2 separate regions of the Homo sapiens genome follow, and region 1 is linked to region 2. A link is a loop called in an ENCODE intact Hi-C map of the cell type or tissue named here. Cell type or tissue: sigmoid colon. All regions are shown on one strand. Links, peaks and the distances in the headings refer to the core of each region. The heading gives the core; the rest is flanking DNA. Region 1 overlaps AKAP6 (A-kinase anchoring protein 6). Region 2 has its middle 48 kb from the start of LINC02313.

The links. Peaks named below come from ENCODE experiments on the same cell type or tissue, not always from the same donor. Only the 100,000 strongest peaks of a DNase experiment are listed, where the experiment ranks them.
Region 1: a loop joins it to region 2, with 6 times the contacts of the local background. A loop is called at or near these places in 1 of 110 quality-filtered maps.

Annotation. Positions count from the first base shown.
Region 1 is chr14:32,456,255-32,459,178 of GRCh38, forward strand. All of the region lies in intron 2 of AKAP6 (A-kinase anchoring protein 6), which reads left to right. Among named protein-coding and RNA genes, the nearest start is that of AKAP6, 130 kb to the left of the region's middle. In sigmoid colon, for the core only: no CTCF peak of the experiment used is centred there; a DNase peak (open chromatin) is centred at 1,407.
Region 2 is chr14:31,991,123-31,994,046 of GRCh38, forward strand. No RefSeq gene overlaps it. Among named protein-coding and RNA genes, the nearest start is that of LINC02313, 48 kb to the left of the region's middle. In sigmoid colon, for the core only: no CTCF peak of the experiment used is centred there; no DNase peak of the experiment used is centred there.

The DNA.
Region 1 (2,924 bases), core at 260-2,759, 470 kb after region 2:
CTGAGCAGTCTTATACTACTTTCAATGTCATTAGTGCCATCTTACTTAATTTGTCAAATCTTTCAAAATGAAGAAAAAATAGAAATATTGTCTTTAGGCCACAGAAATATAGTTTAATTTTGACTTCAAAAAAACCAAAGAGATCAAAATCTTTTTACAAAAACCAAAATACAAGCACAAAGCTATAATACTATTTAAACAAATCACCAAATACAACTGTTTTCAGAAGTAAACATGCAAAATTTTTTGTTTTATTATCAAATAACAAAAATATTTAGCTGATGACAAGTCTTTTAAAGTGAATTATGCTATCAAATTGAAATTTTTGTGGATGTGTAATCTAAGTCAATCAAGTACATGTTATCATTCGATAATGGTTTGTCAAATGGCTGGGTCAAAATATCTGTCTCAAAATAGGTACCTTAAATTATCATGTATCTGTGGTTGGCAGGTAGGACTGGTCGTGACCAGAGTCAGAGAAGAGGATCTTGTCCAAGGACCCCAAATATAACTCTTAATGGACGTGCTGTTTCTTTTGTGCTAATAATTTTATGCATTTTTAATCAAAGGAAGATACTAACTTACCCAAGAGGAGGGAATTACATGCATTAGGAGAAATAATTTATATGAAAAAATCAATGATCTTCAACTTATGATGTTGAAATAAATGGTAGTCTTCAAAATACTTTTAAAACTTCAAAATATGGGATGGAAATTATAAATTTAGCCAAGATGTAACTTCATAGACAGACTTTTTTTATTGCCCTCTGTCTGAAATTATATCAAATCCACAAGGTAGCTAGCATCTCTTATATCATATTAGTCAGGGAACTCTGAGCAGCAGTTAAATGTGTCACTGATTAAATGGAAAAAAACAAATCATTTCTGAATAAATTTAATTTGTTGAACAGGCACAATAGACGTTTCTTGGTGAAGACAAGGCTGGACTACTACTGAGTGGTATCTACTGAGTAGGGCCTGAGGAAATCCAATATAGAAAAGGTAGATATTGATCAAGTGGGAAAGGGGGAAAGGCTGAAGCTCCCTTGGCAATGGACATTTTTAGCAGTATCAGGTAAGGTCTTGAGGATTCTGAACCCTATTACATCTTCTTCACTGTTTGGCTTCAAATGGCCCTGGTGTGGAATAGAGGTAACTCAGAATTAGAAACTTGCCTTGGGTAACTGAGAGTTCTTAATATAACAAATATGGTGAGAGTATTCCCTCTCCCATCATACCCAGTAATGTGCTAGGGGAGGCTGAACTAAAAAAAAATCTTAACCTTCTTGTTAATTAAAGGGTCAACTTTAGAACTTCAACACAGTACTAGATGAGAGAGCAAAACCAAACAGAATGATGACCACGCTGGAAATTCCTCCCTGTGTGCTGCTGGCGCTGACATCCTGATAGAGTTCAGGCGCCTGGTGAAGCTACACAGACGGTGCCTGGTCTCCAGACCACATGCTTTTCATCTACGTCATAAACATGAAATTTCTGAATTGTTCCATTGGCATTTTCATCTCTGTTTAGATAGAGATGTTATAAACTTTAGTTATATAATTGGGACCCATATCATGCCAAAGTAAAAAATTTAAACATTTCCATTCACTTGCCTGAGACCTCCTTCTCCTAATTTTGCAAAGCTGACTTGGTCATTTCAGTAACTCACAATTATTTACTCTGACATTTTGGGATTACATCAGACATTCTATGGTACAGTTATTTTCCAATGACCAAAGTCATATCTTATTCTATCTGCCTACTTGATAGCAAGTTAGTGTGAGTGAAAAGCCTTGGCAAATACATATAAGTATATAAAAGAAAGTTAATTTGTTTAGGATGGAAATTCTTTTACCACCCTAGAACTGCATTAGCATCATAATTATTTCAAATTTGCTTTCATTTTTAAGAAGGGTGCCCAAAGTAAAGTCTACTTAGAAAAAACAATTTTTTAGATTAAGATAATGATCATTTTTCTAATTATGTACATCTTTAATATATGCTCCAATAACTATGAGCTGAGAGTTGTAATGTTGTCTCCCTATAAACTTGAAGAAGCTTTTAACTTCTGGTATGTTGTTTTTTTCTTCAGTAAAGTAAGGATAAATACTGACTTCAAAAAATTCATGAGTGGTAATGATGTTACCTAATTTTTGCAGATGACAGAAGCTGTATAATTATATATGTTGCTGATGCTATACTTAGTTTTATATATTCTTAGGAAGTTTTCCTATATTATTTGTAATTGTAAATGTCGCTGAAAGTATTATTAGTAGTCACAATAGGAATGAAGAAAATGAACAACATAAAGAGTTGATTACCATACAAAGTTATTATTTTTTACAAAAGAGGTTAAGGAGCAGAATAACATCTTTGCAGACAATAAAAGCATGCCAGAAATAAATGCCCACAAAATAAATGAAAATGATACCTAATATTTCCAACTGAGCCAAAAACAATTGAGAAAATGATAGAAGCTATGAAATAAAAACATGAATCAGAATTTTAAAAACTCAGAAATATGATAATTGAAGAGAAGGAAGATTTTAACAGAGAGGTAAAGTCAGGAAAGAATTAGAAATAAAAGGAAAAAAGAATTTCAGGAATGAAGACTATGCTAGAAGGAAGGAATGCAAGGACAAAATAATGCAACAGATATTAGTTTAAGAAAAACAAAGTATGGGTGGGAGGAAAGACATTCGTAATAGCCCCAAACTAGAAACAACCCAGATATCCATCGATTGGTGAAAAGATAGAGAAAATGTTATTAATAAAGGAACACTACTTGGCAATAAAAATAATTGAACTACTTATACATACAACAATATTAATCTCAAAAGCATTATGCTACATGAAATAAGTCGGATATAAGAAAGACTATGTGCTGTGGAGTTCAATTAGATGACATTCTAAAAGATGGCAAA
Region 2 (2,924 bases), core at 154-2,653:
ATGAATCATACAAATGGGACCGTGATGTCAGACAGACTGTCCATTGAGACTTAAGAGACTAGTTCCTGCTGTAAATTATTTTAATGAGTTCATTTCTAAAATGTTTTATGAGGTTGAGAAGTGTGGTGTCAAATTATTTTTCTTAAATCTCTCATCGCTTTAAATGGCTTTCAGAGTACGTTTCAGGGTAACATTTCCTTTCAGAAATTCCTTCCAAGTTTAGTGGCTGTTGTTTTACCAATCAGGTCTTTCTCCAAGGATGGTTTTAGTGCACGATTTTTCATGACTCAGCTCAAAATGAACAAGACCTCATTGTTGGCTTTCTTGTTTTTGCACCAGCATTATTGACAAGATCTGCATAACTCTTGGAAAAAGGTCTGTTGTCTAACCAAGCTACTATGGAAACCTGATCCAGGCCATTTAGAAGCCTGATGCCTTTTCCTCTTGAATTTGTGAAGAAGTTTGAGACTGGTCAAAGTTCCCTTAGAAAATATTCATCAAGGCAGAGGAACACAGCTTGTTCACTGCATTTCACTTTTCATCTTAAATAAGCTTTGCAAATAGACTCACTGGCCCAGGGTGAAGGGGGCACTGCCGAGAGGGCATTATAAAGCATGAAGATTTCACTTATTTTGTTCCTTATGTTCTGACTAGGCAGGAGCAGGGAGGAGCAACAGCTTGGCTTATTTTTTTCTTTTTCTTTTTTTTTTAAGCACACTCACGAAAGTGATGGTTGGAAAAATATTGTAGATGCCTGCTCTACATCAGTAAATAATTCTATATTCATTAGAAGCATTCAAGCTTTACCTCAAACATGCAGGTTCTAAAGAGAAGCCCAGAAATGCAGTCTACACTCCGCTCTCCCTTAAGAATCTTCCTTCCCCCGCTCCTTTCCTTAAATACCAAATTGAAAAAGAACAGAACACTTGAGGAAGATGAAGAAAGAGTCCATGCATCACCTTGGGAGCCTACTCTGCCTTATATAGAGAGAAGCACTAGGAATGACCTAAGCTGTGTCTAGTCAAGGGCTTTGCTCAATAAATTCTCCAGGCCACTTCCTTTCTTTGTTTATTGCCAAGTATTCTGAGGTCTTAAAAGGGTAGAGGGAGACTTCACTTCCAGTATCTTTAGGTATAAATCTTATCCCAGTAAAACAAGGCTTGCACAATTTATAATGTGGCTATTCATCACTATTTATGATTCATATGTACTTAACACTTTATGATGACTCTGACCACAGCCGTCTCTCATGGAACATATGCCAGAGGAGTAGAGCCTTGGGGATGTCTCCTGTTAATATTGACAGGATTCCTTACTGCATGACAACTGGGAACTGAGTGTCTGTGAGTGAGCGATGGCCTCCTTCTTGAGATTGATGTGTATGATGTACCTGTGGTGTGCTTGGTAGGGTACAGAACCTGAGGAGATCACAGTTTTCTTTCATCCTTCCTAGAGGTGATGATAATATGACCCCACCATTATCTGGGGTAAATGGGATAACTCACAGACTCTACCCCTAATTCTTGTCAATATTTCAAACTCTTTTTCCTGCCAGATCTTTTATGCAAGGTGGAAAATCACTGCTATTGAGGTTTGTCTTTCTCCACTCCTTTGCTCAAGTTATGCAGATCTTGTCAATAATACTGGCACAAAAACAAAGCAAGTGAAAGAGTTTGAATAGTCTGATGCTGGATTATCCTCCTTCAGTGAGCAGGAACCGCAGTCATTTCTGTACCAGAGGGTACAGCTGTTGCTGGGGTGCAGTTTGGCCTTTCTCAGATTTCCCTGAGGAGGAAGAAGTTTTCCCCCACAGTTTCCTTTATAGACTCTAAGCCATTGGTTCAAAGGTTTTCGAGAAGGTGGTCAGATTCCTGGCAGACTCAATGAGAGGCAGATTCTGGGTCTGGGGGAAAAACTATTGTATTATAAAATATTAGATCATTAACTATCAATCACCAAATTTTATTGGGTACCTACCAGGCACTGTTTTAGATGCTTGGGATACATCACTGAACATAAGAGACAAAAATTCCTGCCCTCATGGCGCTTACATTTGAATGGGAACAAACAATAAAAACAAAATAAATAAGTAAGTAAAAAGGCAAGGGATATTGGAATGTTGGAAGGGTACAGTTCTGATTGTAAGCAGTGCTGATTAACCAGGGTGGCCAAGATAGATCTCCTCAAAGAGTGAAATTTGAGGAAACAGTTGAAGGAGTTGAGAGAGTTAGCCTCAGAGATATCTGGAGGGAGAGCATCCAGATGGAAGGGACAGACCAGACAAAGGCCTTAGACAAGAGACTGCTGGTGCATTTGAGGACAGCAAAAAGGCCCTGCAGCTGGAGCACCGTGAGTAATGGGGAGAGTAACAGGAAAGGAGGTCAAAGGCAGTAGGGTGGGACACAGCAGGTAGAGAGTTGTGAGCCATCATAAGGACCTCAGCTTTTACTCTGCGTGAGATGGTCAGCCACTGGACAGTTTGAGCAGAGCAGTGACATGACCTGACCTTTTTAAAGGGTCATTCTAGTCGCTGTACTAAAAATAGGCTCTGGGAGAATGAGCAGAGAGACCAGTTAGAAGGATGAGGCAATAATCAAGGTGACAGATGATAGGGTGCCTCAGAGCAGAGTGGTAGGAATGGCAGAGGAGAGAGAAAGGGAGGACTCTGGATATGTTTTTAAAGCTAAATCCAAAAGGATTTCCTGATGGGTGGGTGAGTGAGTGAGTGAGTAAGTGAGTAAATGTACTCTAGTTCCAGACAGTACTATGATAAGCCTGAGCGGGCTTATCACCACCATAGTGCTTCATGATGATCTCATTCAATTTCTCCCAACAACTATTTGAGATACAGACTGTTTTCATCCATTTTACAGATGAGGAAACTGGGGCTTAGAAAAGTTAAATAGTTTTCCAAGGTCACACAG